Linked DNA regions of Mus musculus: region 2 is linked to region 1. Evidence: chromatin loops called from intact Hi-C (ENCODE). Cell type or tissue: heart. All regions are shown on one strand.

Region 1 (8,000 bases):
GGCTACCAGAAAACTTTGCACAACGTAATTACATAAACTCAAGAGAAACATTTTTTTATTGCTATCTCCACGATGGAAGAGAGAACAAAAGCCCATTTACCTAACAGGGTATAACTATTCAGTAGCCATGGTACAAAGGCGGCACTGCTCTATGACTTTTCAAATTGTTAACTTTATTTAAATTGAACAATATTTCTTAAAACTGCATTTAGCGTCAAGATCATTGATGAAAATCACCAGTATTTGTAAAGCAGAAACATTCATGTTAACAAAACTAGTTTTTACTTTGGAGCTTATTCTTTAAGCAAATTATGGAGAATGGAGAGAAAAGAAAGTAGGTTATTTACAGAAGATATCTACATATTTTATTTTAATATTTAAGAATACTCAGGTACAAACTTGGTGACAGAAAAGACCTCAGGACACGCTGGCATCTCAGGAGCAATCTTCAAAGGTTTAGTTTTCTCAATTTCTAGCAATGCCTAAGATGCTTCCTCATCTTCAATCTTGGGAGCCAAATAATACTTTAAGTGTCCCATGTCAGCAATTTTATACTCTACAACTGAAAGACAGGAAAAATTAAACCACCGAATACTATAAATACCACATTACAAAACAATGTTCAAACTTATCATCTTACCAAGGGGCACATCTGCAGACATACTGAGTGTTACTGTAGGAGACAGTGGAGTGGCTTTTGTGAAAAAGTTCAGGTACCTCAGAGCAAACGTTAGGTGAACAGGCTCATTCATCTCTATGGTTACCTAGAGGAGAAAACAGGCTCACTGTAGACATCAGAAACTCACACTATTAGATCACGGTATTATACCACAAAGCAAAACAAATAGTTATCATTTTGGAAGGGTTGATGAAAACCTTGACTAAAGAAGAAAAAAGTCTAGCTTGCCCATCCTGTAGAGCCACACCCCAAGCAATCAAAACAAAGGAGAAAGTTGTTCCTATTCAGATTGTACATACTTCTCTTGCAAAGAATGCATGAAGAGAGGAAGATAACACATAACCACTTCCAAAAACAAGAACCAACAGCTGAATGCAAGCTAAGGGACAGTAAACCAGTCTTCATTGTATGATTATCAATTTTATTCAATTCCCAATCCTTGAACATGTGGATACTGAAAAATTCCTTAATTTCTTTTGTTGTGGAAATGCTTGCACATCAGACAAATACTGATGAATTACATGTCAGTATTTGAGAACTGAGGAGCTGAAGTTGATATGGAAGTAGAAATAATTCAGCAGATTAAGGTTAAGAACTAGTTCTTGGGTTGTGTGTTTATCTATGTTCGAATTCTTACACTTTCATTTACTTTAAATTCATGCAGAGGCCAAGTAACACCTTATATTTACCTTAAATACTTGCAGTAAGCACTCTGAATTTCACTATACTAAACCCTAAAAATCCTATTTAGTTCAGACTTCTGTGTGTAATTCTGATGCTCAGGCTAGCTAGCAAAACTTAAAAAAGAAAAAAAAAAGTGTAGCCATGAAATATACATTGGATTCCTGAGAAAAAGCCTCGATTCAGGGATACTTAGAAATTAAAGAGGCCTAGTATGTTCTACTTGAATGAGGAGGACTCGGAGAACATCTTCCTTTGCCTTCCCAATTTCTTCCTCATTCTTTTTGAGCTAGATTTTCTGCCAGGTTGACTTTAAGCTGAGAATCTTCCTGCTGTAGCTTTGAGTACTACAGTTGTGGGTTTGAGACATCATGCCCAGCTTTCTCTATGGATGTAACTGTCAAGAGCATTTAATACAACTCTTTCCACATTTTGTGAAGTCTTTCTTATTTCCCTTGGGACTGCAAATACTCTTGAACCTGCAACACATAAAGCTACATACACCCCCAACCATTTTCTTTTGCTCACTTGCCAACCCTCACTTATTTGCCAAGAGTATTTCCAGGAAGCAAAAGGCTGTACACTTAGCTTTCCAAATGCTACCTGTAAAAGCTTATGGAGTCGTCTCTGAGCTCTAAGATAGCTTGGTCTACTCAAGACTCCATCTCAAAATGAATGAATAAATAAAAACAAAAGCCGAGGCTCCATCCCTGCTTCAGACACCTAACTGGACGCCCCCTTACTACTCACCGCCTCCTCTTCTTTATCCACATTACTTGTTTGTGACAACTTAATGTTCCCATTGCCAAGCTCTCCACTTGCAGAAAACTTCACCCCATTCTTTGCACAGGATATCACAACAGCATCTCCAATGTGGCTAAGGTCTCGGCATATACGTGCAAATTCACCCGACGGCATCTTTATTACACAGCTGTACTCCTGTTCCTGTAAACCCACAAGTTAAAGGTCAGTCTAGAAAAGGGGGAAGGCTCAGCTTCATGTTCTCAAGATTTAGCATCTTAACCAGAACTCAGAATGCAAGACTTCTGGTTTCTTTAAAACTCAATCAACTTTAGACTGCTGTGGTTTAGTGAAATGGCAGTGTGCCATTCATCCCCAATACCACCACTCCACTCAGAACACGCATCAGCTGGTATCACAGCAGGGTAACACACAATCAGAAACAAGGTAACTCACTGGGATTCCAAGTTGCTCCACATCTAAGTCCATTAACTTCATTTCATAGTCTGAAACTTTCTCTTGATCTACCAAAAGAAGGAAAATGTTACCAAAGCACACCACACGGTCCTATCTATGATGGAAATTTTACAATATTGTTAATATTTTTTTTTGGTTTTGAGAAACAGAAACAACACGTAACTACCGAGTTTTAAAGGTGTTTAACTTACTTGGTGCTTCGAATACTAGTGCTAAGGTGTCTGCATTATCTTCAGCCCTTAATGTAATGATGTCTTCATTACCAGCACATTTTAGAATTTTGGACATGCTAGGGGGGAAAAAAAAAAAGACAGGCTTTATCAACATGTAATCCACATCTATATTTTAAAAAGCAATTACAAGTTGTACCATTTCACACTCACGGTTGGAGAACTGTTAAAGGGGCTAAGGGTACCCCAAACTCTCTCAGGGGTGAAGCAAATTACCGGGTATATGTGATTCTTAAAACCGACTTAGTAAAATGCACTAAAAGCCAACATTCGAGAAAGCATCTTTTTGAGCGGGGTGTCCTTGGTTTCTAGTGTACTGGAGAATGTGCCCCATCACGTCTGGCCTTTTCGTAAATCTTTCAAAATGTATACAAGTGGCACTAATCCATGTATCTGTACTAAAATAAGTCACACACTGTCCTTGAACACGTATACAGGAGGCACTAACCTAGGTAGCTGTAGCAAAGTTAAAAGCTAAAACTGACAGATTTCCCCTCAAATCCATGATGCGCAGTGAGACTCTGGAAGTCAAGAAAAGGTCTATTGTCACTCTAAGTCGACATTACATTTGCACTAAGACTCGTTTATTAGGCGCTAAGACCAGCCACTCAAAGCTGCAGGCATTTAATGAGCACAGCTCCGGAGCACTCATTTTCCCGCGGACTCCCGCTTTGTGGCTTTGGCGCGGAAACAGAGTGGGCGCCACTGCCAGCGCGGGCTTTTCGGAACCGCGCGCTTTGGTGAGGGCTGCCCCCGACACCATAGACCAATCAGAAAGCGCGGATGGCCAAGCCAGCCAATGAGCGTGCAGAGTCACAGCCCCGCCAAGAGCGGAAGCGGGAAGAGTGGGGCCCCGCTCCCGCCACCCGCTCACCTGGTGAGGTTCACGCCCATGGCTAGGTTGCGGTCGCAGCGGTATGTGTCGAAGCCTTCGGAGCGCAGAGTAAGCTGTACCAAGGAGACGTGAGACGAGTCCATGCTCTGCAGGTTCACGCCGCCCGAGCTGACGTCCCAGCAGGCCTCATTGATGAGGTCTTTGAGAGCCTCCAGCACCTTCTTCAGGATGGAGCCCTGGATCAGGCGTGCCTCAAACATGGTGGCGGAGTTGTGGCGACTAGATGAGAGCTACTCTAAGAGGAACGAGGTCTGGCTGCCAAGGTCCCCCGATTCACGATGCAGAAGCGGCAGCGAAGGCCTACAGCGACAACTACCAACCCTCTGCGCCCGCAACCGTCTAATGCCGCGGCTTCCTAGGCGCGCGCCTTTTCCCTGCGCGAGGTCATGACGCCACAGCGCTGATCCACCCACCTCTCCTCAAGGACCAATCGTACCCGTGGTTTGAGCAAGGCCCGCCCCACCGCGTATGCAAAGGCGGGGCTGCGGGGTAGGAGCCTGGGAGGCGAGGGGCATCACGGGGTTCGCGTAGGCTGTCGTCACCGCCCAAGTTTGTGGGAGTTTAGGCTGCAGTTTCCATCCTTAGGAAGTTTCCGCGCCACGGAAGTGGAAGTCACAGGCAAATCGAGCTGTGCGCGGCGGCCTGCCTTGAAGCTGGAGAGTATTTTAAACACTACGGAGCGTTTTCCCTAACGTAAGAAATACGCTGCAAAATATCGAGTAATAAAGAGGCCACCATATTTTAACACCCCTACCCCCCCCCCCATTTCATATCACTTTTCTGTGTGCGTCGCTCTGAACTTTTCTCTCTAAAGACTAAAAAAATACCTCTTAACGTGAACGCTTCTCCAAAGAAGATACCAAGTCCATATGTATCACGTAATTATTTTCCTTTTATGTCTGGTTCTCTACATTTTTCTAAAGGTAGATATTACTAGTATTTTCATCTTAATTTTAGGCTGAAGATGAACCCGAGCCTGAGCCCCATCCTGAAAATGTTAGCTGTTGCAGGTGGAGCGTCTTTCATATGTCCCTGGGCTGCAGCATTTTGTTCTACTAAAGTTTTTTTGTTTTTTTGTTTTTCCTATTGATTATGAGGATGGGGAAGAACTGACTGCAGGTAGATTAACATCATTTACAAAAGGATATAGAGTTTTTCAATTTCTCATGTTTTTTTCTTTTGGTTTTGGTGGTAGGTAAAATATATTTGATAATGAAAGTGTAATACTTTAATGTGAAACTTGATAGTTTCCATTTGGAATGCCTCTTCTAACTGTATAGAAGTTGGTTGAGTTGTGAAGAAAGCTTTTGGTGTGTGATGTTTTATTTATGTGTGTAAGGGTTTTTTGTTTGTTTGCTTTTCACTAATAAGGTATATACAATTTCAGAAAGTTAAAAGGACCGTTTTAGCTGGTGAGAGTGATTAGTGATTATAATTCCAGCACATGGGAAGGCTGAGGTCGGAGGGCCTAGATTTAAACTCACCTTGGACTATCTACCAAGACTGACCAAAGGGGAAAAAGTTTACATAGGAGCATATTAATTCCATTTCATGTTCATTTATTCTTTCCTTATTCACTGCATTTCCCTTTAGTTTGTCTTGTTTGATTTTTCTTTTCCTGGCTTGGGGATTTAGCCAGAAAACTGTATAACTTATTGAGCTATAGCCTCAGCCTGTTAAGAGTCTCCATAATTTTTTGAGGCTTGCATCAAACTCACTCTGTTATCCATGCTGGCCTTGAACTCACAATTTGATGCCACAGTCTGGCATCAAGCTTAACTCTTTAGTTTCATTTAATATCTTGGTTTGTAGGATTTCTCAGCTTTTTTTTTCTTTTATTCTTTTCACCATATATCTAGGTATGCTGAGACACAAATGTATTAATCACTCTCACAGTATTGAAGATTCATTGATTCCATCAGGTCTAGAATACTCTCGACCACTCTGATGGCAAGTGTTCGGTTTCCCTACACTGTTCACTGCCCGGCGTGTGGATTTTACAGAACTTTAGATCTATTCAGTTGTTTTGTTTTGTTTTGTTTTGTTTGAGATAAGGGTCTCTCATGTTCCCTGGCTGTACTGGAGTTTGCTTGGTAGACCAGGCTGGCAAATTTGACTTTTTAAAATTGGTGTGTATGCATCCAGCCCAGCATTTATGTCAGCTTATAAGGTGCATCATTATTTTATGCAGCACAAACGAGGAAAACTGTCAAACTACCACACAGTGCTATATCACATACAATTTTGATACTATAATAGTTACAAATAAAAACAGTTATGGGCTGGAGACATGGCTCAGTGGTTAAGAGTACTTGCTGTTCTTCCAAAGGTCCCGAGTTCAATTCCCAGAACCTGCATGGCAGCTCACAGCTGTGTGATGCCATCCTCTGGTGTACATGCAGGAAAGGACCTGTATTTGTATAAATGCATAAATAAATAAATCTTTAAAATATTGAATACAATTTTTTTAAAATTAAAAACAAAACCCAGAAAACCCCACTACTATACTTTCAGCCCCCACCCCTTAATCATATATTACCCTTGTGGGTATCTTTTAAGAAAAACATGGGAGCCGGGCGTGGTGGCTCACGCCTTTAATCCCAGCACTTGGGAGGCAGAGGCAGGTGAATTTCTGAGTTCGAGGCCAGCCTGGTCTACAGAGTGAGTTCCAGGACAGCCAAGACTACACAGAGAAACTCTGAAACAAAAAACCAAAAAAAAAAAAAAAAAAAAAACCAAAAAAAAAAAAAGAAAGAAAAACATGGGAGCTAGGGTTACATAGTGATAGAGTGCTTGCCTGACCTGTACAACACATGATCTCCATCCTCACAGAAGACACGACAGAGAGGTGTTCACACTGTCTGTTTATAGTAGTGCTATCAGTTTCCCACTGAGCTGCTGCTGCTGCTGTTTTTAATGTATTACACTCTGCTTTGTTAAGGATGTCAATGCTCAAGAGTGCAAGTCTAGGGATAAAAGTCTAAAAATATTTTTTAAAAAGAGTACTATTCTGTTGCATCTGGAGTTTCATCCACTTGTGAATTTTAATGCTGGCATTTCTTGTTTTACATGTAATAAATTATTGTTTTATTAACATTTATTTATATGTGGTGCATGCATGCCTTAGCGCATGTGTGGAGGTCAGAGGAAAACACGTAAGAGTCAGCTCCGTTCTTTCACCCTGGATCCCAGGATAGAACTCAGGTTGCCAGGCTTAGTGGTAAGTTAAGTCCCTTTACCTGCTAAGCTGTCTTGACAGCCTGAATTATTCCTTCACACAGCAAGAGATAATGTAGGACTGGTCTTGCAGCTTAGTGTTACTGTGTGTCCAACAACACAGCACAAACAAAAATAAAAACCCATCATACAGCTACATATATTTGTGAGAATTTTCTTTTCTTGAGTTTCTTAAAATCTCATTTCCTTTGCAAACCATAGAATGTGTTCTTTCTGACTTGTGGTCTTGCTTTGCTAACAACACTAACAACACTATGTTTCTTCTGTTGCTCTGTCTCGGTGCTGGGGGCTTATATAATATTTTCTTTAATGCCTAGAAATGTAATTATTTTAGAGACTTTTTCTTAATGCTGGGAACTGATGTCAGGACTTCAGAAAAGCTAAACAGAAACCCGCCTTTGAGCTATGCCTCAGCCTCCTGGAGATATTTTATTTTATTATTATTATTATTATTATTATTATTATTATTTTAAAGATGTACTTATTATTATACATAAGTACACTGTAGCTGTACACCAGAAGAGGGCATCAGATCTCATTTTGGGTGGTTGTGAGCCACCATGTGGTTGTTAGGATTGGAACTCAGGACCACAGGGAGAGCAAGCAGTCAGTGCTCTTAACTGCTTAGCCATCTCACCAGCAGATAAATTCCATTGGCATGATGCCTGCTGTGCCTATGAATCTGTTGAAACAAGAACTTAAAACTAGCTATGTACTAGTTATAGAAAGACTGTCTAAGGAGGTAGCATTTTACCAGAGAAGCTAGCTGTTTTAGGAGTGGAAGAGACCATTGTAATGTAATAGAGAACAGAATGATTAATGGTGGACACTGGGGCTGGGATGTAGCTCACACACACAAGTCTCTGGGTTCCATCCTCAGAAACAGAAAGAGAGGAGGAGACTGATGAGCAGGTAAGAAAAGGCGTGCTTAGTGGCCTGTGGTAGGACTCAAAGGTTGATGTGGGGCTCAAGAGGTGGCTCAGCGGATAGGAGCACTGACTGCTCTTCCAGAGGTCCTGAGTTCAAATCCCAGCAACCACATGGTGGCTCACAACTACCT
Region 2 (8,000 bases), 430 kb after region 1:
GCTCAAGTTAAGCAGATAAAATATATAAACCTCAAGGAATGTTATTACCCTTCGAAAAATCAAAATGCTGTAGTTGAGATCTCTTGTTTGGCTTGACTGCTTATTTTATTCCTGGGACAGAGTCTTGCTGTGTAGCCCAGGCTGGCCTCACTCTCCTACCTCACTCTCATGAGTGTTGGGATTGCTGGCAGGGTATACTACTATATCTCACGTGTAGTTTAGCTCTTGAATGTCACTGAAGACTTGTATGCTAAAGACTTGGTCACTTTTAGGAGATGGTGGAGCCTAGAAGAAGGAAGCTCAGTCACTGTGGATTTGCTTTTGAGGGAAGCTAGCCCTGTCCCTTCTCTCCCACTAAGTGAACAGACCTCTTTAGCTGTGTCAGGACCAGGTGGCCCAGAAGCCACAGAGCCAAACAGCTGTAAATTGGAGCCTCTGAAATCCACAGCCAAAATAAAACTTTCTCCCTTTAAGCCGATGATCTGTTTTGTTTCAGGCACACAAAGGTGATTCAGTTACTATCCCGAGCTTTTATATTTACTTTTTTGAGTCAGGGTCTTATGTAGCCCAGGCTAGCCTCAAACTCACTCATTGTGTAGCTGGTGGTTGCACTTAACTCTTTGTCCCGGCCCCACCTCCCAAATACTGAAATTATAAGCACAAATCACCATGCCCAACTCAAAGATAAATTACAAGGAAGTTTTAATTAAGGAAAACAATTGAGAATGGAGCCTGCTGGCATTGGCCTAGAATCCCAGCTGTTTAGGAGGGCTGAAATTTCAAGGCCTACGTCATCAAATTTCATCCCCTTCCTTACCTGCTGGGTTTTATACAGTGATCTCAAGGAGCTCTCGGGCACCAGGATTAGAAAACAAACAAGGGGCACAACTCAAGAGAACACTGAACACATAATACATTTTTTTAACTCATTACTCCATCTTCCTTGGGGTTCCCAGACATGCTACCCTTAGCTAAGGATAAGAAGGGCACAATGAGGCCATGGTGCACCCTGCACAGATACCCTCATGGCACCAGCAGGGAGTCTATAGGAGTGGAGAGAGAGGATGGCACAGGAGGAGAAAGGACAGAGGGAAGGAGAGAGGAGGACAGGGGAAAGGAGAAGGAGAGAGAGAAGGAGGAGGTGCAAGAGGAGGGCAGATGGGAGTCAATCATTTATTGCCAGTCATTTTGGAGTAGATGAGCCTGGGCATTGACCATCATGGAGTGCTGTGTTTTCTTGTCTCTGAGATTATTGTTAAAGGTAATGACAGCAAAATCAGTTAGGGCTGAAACCTTACTGATAAAAGCAGCTGGAGTCAGATGTTCTTGGCAAGGTCTCTCTGGTTCCCTGTGTACTAGTTTAGTCTACACAGGGAGGTCTATCTTGAGTACATTCCTGAAAGGCTTTTGTTACAGGTGCCAAGAGCCTTTGATCCCCGTACTTGGGAGGATGAGGTAGCAGAATCCAAAGTTTCAAAGAAGCCTAGGCTATGCAGTAACTTCCTGAACAGGCTGAGCTACTCTGAAAGAGTCTGCTTTAGAGGGGCAGTCTAGATATCCACCAGCAGAAGAAGAGATAAGGCAAATGTTGCATGTACACAAAATAAAATGATGTAGAGATGCAAAAAGTGAGCTGAGTGTGGTGGTACATAGCTTTAATCTCAGCACTCAGGTTACAGAGGCAGGCAGATCTCTATGAGTTTGAGGGCAGCCTGGGCTAGTCAACGTAGTGAGGTCTAAGACAGCCAGGGAGATATATATATATATATACACACACACCTTTGGGGCAAGGGCAGAGAAAGAAATGAAATCCTGATACTACAGAAAATAGACACAACTGGAAGTCATATTAAACCAAGCAGTAAGATTCAGAAAGACAAATATCCCTGGCTGGGATTAAAGATATATGCCACTATTCCCAGATTCACATATTTTTCTCTTATATTCAGAACCAACATTAAACTTGTACATGTGATCCAGGCTTGGTGGTACAACACTTTAATCCCAACTCTCAGGATACAGAGGCAGATGGATCTCTGTAAGTTACAAGACAGCTTGTTCTTACACAGTGAATTCCGGGACAAGTAGTCCTACACACGTCCTGACCCCTTCTCAATACAAAAATCATACACGTGTGTATGTGTGCATAAATGTATACACTCTGTCCGGCCCCAACACTTTTAAGGGCTGGAGATGTAGCTCAGTAGTATAGAGCCTACCTAGCATGTTCAAGGGCCCCAGCATCACCAGAAGAAAAAGAAGTCTTTATTTATGAAGCACGTGGTTATCAGAAAAAGAAGGAGAAGAGGAAGAGGAAGAGGAGGAGGAGGAGGAGGAGGAGGAGGAGGAGGAGGAAGAAGAAGAAGAAGAAGAAGAAGAAGAAGAAGAAGAAGAAGAAGAAGAAGAAGAAGAAGAAGAAGAAGAAGAAGAAGAAGAAGAAGAAGAAGAGAAGAATCAGAGGTGGTGACATTCTTGAAAGCACAGCACTTGGGAACTTGAGACCAAAGGTTGGCTGTGAGTTTGAGGTCAGCCTAGATACACAGTGAGTTCCACCCTGTAACTACTCTGCACTACAGAGAGACCCTGTCTTCAAAGAACACATTATGTTTCAACTGAGAAGTATTCCCATACTATGTGTACTTTCAACTGACAAATAAAATTATATGAATACCACAATGTTTTTAAGTATATACACACTGTCCAACCTTCTGTTCCCTGTAAATACTGAAGTGCTGCCGCCTGGGTGACTTAGATGCTAGGTACCGAGAAGTCACTGGGAAATAAAACTCGAACTGCATTTGTAGATCTGCGTGTCTAGTTGGGAACGTCATGGTCTCTTCGATAGAAGTTTAAGTGCCAACTAATTATCTAATTGTACCTTTACAGTATCGTTGAAACAGCAATAATGTGTTTTCAGATTCATTATTACTTAACCCTTGGACTTTTGTGATGTTTTCTTTCCCCTTTCATCAGGATAATTTCCCAACTGACAGTAGTGGGTAGGTTCAAGTTCAACATGACACAGAGATAAAATGATTTCAAAGGACTTCAACCTGTTTTGAAAATAGTTATTTTAGTCTTTCAACTAAATGATTCTTCTCCCCCCTGCTGAAAGACATTTGGCTGAAGTCGATGGCTTACCTGACAGCAGAAATGTATTCATAAACTACAAATATAGAAGCTGGAGAGATGATTCAGTGGTCGAGACCATGTATTGCTTTGTTGGAGGACCTCAGTCCACTTCCCAGCTCCTGCATCAGGCAGCTCAGAACCACCTGTCACTCCACTTCCAGAGCACCTGAGGCTGGCTTCTGACCTCCTCGGGCACTACACTCAAACCCTTACTCACATACACATAATAAATTAAAAATGGCTAAAAATAAAATTGTAAGGGCTGGAGAGGTGGTTGGTTAAGAGCACTGACTGCTCTGCCAGAGGTCCTGAGTTCAATTCCCAGCAACCACATGGTGGCTCACAACCATCTGTAATGGGATCTGACGTCCTCTTCTGGTGTGTCTACAGTGTACTCATCATATATATATAAAATAAATAAAATCTTTTTAAAAAAAGAAAAAGAAAATTGTAAATCATACAAATACAAAATTGTGATATAAATCAGCTTACGTAGTCTTTATATAATCAATGGTAAAAGAACAGAGAATCAGGGCTAGAGAGGCGGTTGAGTTGTTTAGAGCACTGGCTGCTCTTGCTGAGGACCTAAATTTGATTCCCAGCACCCACATGGTGTCTTGTCTTACAACTACACAACTCTCATGATGTGGCCCAGGCTGTCCTGCAACTCACAATGCTCCTGCTTCAGTCTTCTAAATGTGGGGTTATAGGCACACACCACCACACTTAATTAACGTGCTGTGTTTTGCTGATTAAAACTTGTTTTCCCTTTTCTGTTTGGAGATGAGACGCTCCAGGCCAGACTCAAGCCACTCTCCCACTTTAGCCTTTTGAGTGTTGGGCCATGCACTGTACCCAACTTAAGATTCTGCTTTGGGGGCTGGAGAGATGGCTCAGCGGTTAAGTGCACTGACTGCTCTTCCAGAGGTCCTGAGTTCAAATCCCAGCAACCACATGGTGGCTCACAAACATCTGTAATGGGATCCAGATGCCCTCTTCTGGTGTGTCTGAAGACAGCTACAGTGTATTTACATATAATAAATAAATCTTAAAAAAAAAAAAAGATTCTGCTGGCTCAGCAGTTAAGAGCACTGACTGCTCTTCCAGAGGTCCTGAGTTCAATTCCTAGCAACCACATGGTGACTCACAACCACCTGTAGGTAGTGGGCATCTGATGCCACCTTCTGGTGTGTCTGAAAACAGTGACAGTATACATGAAATAAATAAATCAAAAAAAAAAAAAAAAAAGCCAGACGAATGCCTTTAATCTCAGTACTTGAGAGGCAGAGGCAGGTGGATTTCTAAGTTCGAGGCTAGCCTGGTCTACAGAGTGAGTTCCAGGACAGCCAAGGCTACACAGAGAAACCCTGCCTCAAACAAACAAACAAATAAACAAACAAACAGCTTCTGCTTCGATGGCTGCTTCAGCCCAGAACATGATGAAAGAGGATGGTTAGGAGCAGGCTACAGGCCAGACAAAGTTATTACGGTCTCAGACGTTTGCTCCAGGAAGCTCCATAGGAAAAACAACCTTCATCATGGAAAAAACTGACACCAAAACACAGGAGCGGTAAAGCAGACCCACACACTGTTTACCAAATGAATGAGATAACAGGCAAATGGCAAAGTCTCTGCTTCACTGATAACAGGTGGTAAAGCCAAGTTTGGGTGTCATTGTTGAGTCAGGTGTGGGTGGGGAACGAGAGATACTGAGAGCAGGGAGGGGGCGAGAGGGGGAGGGCCTCACCCATTCCTGACCACAGCAGCACACCAACCTGGCTCACTGAACTGGGATCTGGATGGAAGTATGCAAAACATACTTGTCCTTGCCCTTCAGAGAGCTACTGCATAGTGGGAAAAGAAGGAAGAGCAAAAGGATTTAAAGAGATAAGTGGAAAGCGAGGTCTCTTGGAAGGAACAGTCAACGCCTATTTGACAAGTCAGGGGAGGTTCTGGCAGGGAGAACTCTCTAAAGCTGATATCTGAATATTATAAGGACCAGAAAGTAGAAAAAACTGTTCCTAAGGAATGAAGCTGTGAGGAAGGAAAACTCAGGGCAAGAAAGAACAAGCAATGAAACCAGTGTGGAGGAGGTGGAGCTGGGGAGAGATGAGGTCTTTGTCTGACATGGTAATTTGAACTTGCTTAGCCCAGGGAATGGCACTGTTAGGTGTGGCCTTGATGGAGAGGGTGTGTCACTGTTGGGGTGGGCTTTTAGACCCTCCTCCTAGCTGCCTGGAAGCTAGTCTTCTGGCAGCCTTTAGATCAAGATGTAGAACTCTCAGCTCCTTCTCTAGCACCAAGACTGCTTGCACATGACCATGACTGAACCTCTGACATTGTAAGCCAGCCCCAATTAAATGTTGTCACATATGAGAGTTGACTTGTCTCTTCACAGCAATGGAAACCCTAACTAAGACATGTGCACACACTTTCACAGTATATAGTATTGAATGGCCAAACCTCAAGCACTATTTGCTTTTATTTTATTTATTTATTTATTTATTTATTTATTTATTTGAGACAGCGTTTTACTATCTATCTATGGCTGGCCTGGAATAGATAACTATTTATTTATTTATTTATTTATTTATTTATTTATTTATTTATTTATTTATTTGAGACAGCGTTTTACTATCTATCTATGGCTGGCCTGGAATAGATAACTAGACTAGGATGGCCTTGAGTTCACAGAGAACAGCCTATTTCAGCCACTTGAGCAGTGGATTCTAAAGACATTTATCACCACAACTGGCTCAAGCACAACGCTTAAATATTTTAAAATATTTTCTGTGTGTATGCCTGGTGCCTTTGGAGGTTAGAAAAGGACAATGGGTTCTCTGGAACTGGGTTTAGAAAAGGATGTCAGCTGTCATGTAAACACTGGAAACTGAACCCAGGTCCTCTGGAAGAGCAGCCCATGTTCCTTACTGCTAAACCATCTCTCTAGCCCCTAAAGCAGTAATTTGAAAACATTCCTCTAACTTGCAGGACTCCTAATGTGTGGGGTCTCACCCAAAGGTAGGGATCTGGAGGGGCTGTAAATATACTGGACCCCTCAAGACTATGGTGGGGGAGAAAACCGTCCAATTAAACAGAATTGTTTTAGACTAGCTTTTTACAGTAGTAGGCCCAGTGGACAGAACCAAACTGGAATGGAATCTTTTGTGCTAAGTGCCACTTAAATGAACTTGAAACAAGCTTGCTTTCTCCATAGTTCTGCTCAACACAATCTCCTTTGTTTAAACCTATAAGGATAGTACCCTAGAACTTGGGCTTTTCATTCTCTTTCCATTTCTCCCATAAGAAAATATGGGACGTCTCCCCATAAGCAGATCCATGCTGCTCTAGAACTCTCCACTAGCTCTAGGCTGAGTTTGTTCTGGTTGTGTGCTTTCTTGAGAGGGGTGGAATTTGGGACCAAATTCCAGACACCGATTCACATGCTACGCCATATCCCCAGCCCCTCGAATTTTGTCTTTCAACAGTCAACCCTTTTGTTCTTTTGTGTGGTCCTGAAATTTTAGCCCGAATAGAATCCATGTAACAATATTAAATTATTCTTAATGCTGTCTGAGAGAATTTTGCTAGCCTAAAGCTCCTGATCGTCTTGCCTCACAACGTCCTCCCAAGGCCTCGGGTTCAGACTGTACTTCCAAGGCCAGTTTTCGTCTTATGTCCTTTTTAAGAGACTTTGCATGTTAACAGTTTCCCAGTTTCTTTGGAGTCGGACAAGGACACTTAGAGCAACTAAATATCCCAGATGACCGTCCTGCTGCAGGAGTTCAGGCAAATGCCCTCAGTTAAGATGGCCGCAGCTGACTTGCCTTGACCTTTTCTCGCCTCAGCAAAGACGGGTTCAACAACTTCCTTTTAAACTCTGCTTTTCCCATAACAAAGATGGAGCCAGCGCTTCCGGTTCCGGGCTCTTGCGGTCAGCCGGTGAGTGACACGGGGCTCTGAGAACCTCTGCCGGTTTTTCTGCCGTTCTGGAGGGCGGTGGGAAGGGAGCGGGGAAGCGAGGAGGGAGGGGGAGGAGCGGATGGTTTATTCCGCCGGTTTCCCTGGCACCTGCCCCGCCCCGCCCCTCCGCTCCAAGCTCCGCCCACTGCGCTCTTTTTACCTCGCTCTGGAATTAGTAGAGATCAGGATTAGTTCCAGTCAATTATTTATTTTGGTTTTGTTAAGGCTTTTATGGTTTTGGTTTGCATATATATATAGTCTCTCTACATAGCTATGGTTGTCCTGGAATTCACTATGTCGATCAGGCTGGCCTCGAACTTACAAATAGATCCTCCTTCCTATGCTGGCATTAAAGGCGTGGGCTACCAGGGGTCTATTATAATTTTAAACAGCAGTATTAGTAACTTGATGTTTCCATAAAAATCAAAAGTGTAAACTACAGTCTGTTTTGTACGTTAGCCTAATTGTGCACTTGTGATAACCCTGGACTGTTCTCATCACGCCAAGGAAAACTATTTATTGAGGAACACAGTCCAGAACCAGAGAGCTTCGCTCCGCCCACCACTTGCCCCTACCCCAGTCCTGGGCTATGACCAGAGTGCTGTCTGTCTCTAGGGTTGTTTAATTTGCATTGTATATAAACGGAATCAAAAAAGTATGTGGCTAGATTCTTGGGGCAGGGATTTGCAAAGCTTGTTTTGGGGACTTGAGAGAATTGCATTCCATGGATGACTTAACAATGCCTATCTTTATGGAATCGTATTGCATATTCTTATTTTTATGTTGAAAAGGACCTTCCTGTCTGTTTTCTGAATTTCTCCATCAATTGCCCATCAGTGTGATTCTACTTTGGGACTTACCTTTCTCTTTCACTTCTATGTCTTTGTGTCAATATTCTTGTCTTC

Evidence for each region. A loop is a pair of places that touch in the nucleus more often than their neighbours do. Peaks named below come from ENCODE experiments on the same cell type or tissue, not always from the same donor. Only the 100,000 strongest peaks of a DNase experiment are listed, where the experiment ranks them.
Region 2: it touches region 1 in a loop (4-fold over the local background); 3 of 42 quality-filtered maps call a loop at or near these places.

The regions. Positions count from the first base shown.
Region 1 is chr2:132,249,134-132,257,133 of GRCm38, forward strand. Pcna (proliferating cell nuclear antigen) reads right to left here and starts at 4,047. Exons shown (of 6, transcript NM_011045.2): 1 at 3,683-4,047; 2 at 2,770-2,867; 3 at 2,558-2,625; 4 at 2,111-2,305; 5 at 641-764; 6 at 153-562. The coding sequence starts at 3,903. The coding sequence ends at 483. It also overlaps a transcript of Cds2 not described here. In heart, no CTCF peak of the experiment used is centred here; DNase peaks (open chromatin) are centred at 3,608 and 4,158; H3K4me3 peaks cover 3,862 bases; H3K27ac peaks cover 2,025 bases.
Region 2 is chr2:132,679,908-132,687,907 of GRCm38, forward strand. Shld1 (shieldin complex subunit 1) reads left to right here and starts at 7,024. Exons shown (of 3, transcript NM_001358260.1): 1 at 7,024-7,074. In heart, a CTCF peak has its summit at 4,277 (motif pointing left); a DNase peak (open chromatin) is centred at 7,044; H3K4me3 peaks cover 1,346 bases; H3K27ac peaks cover 1,281 bases.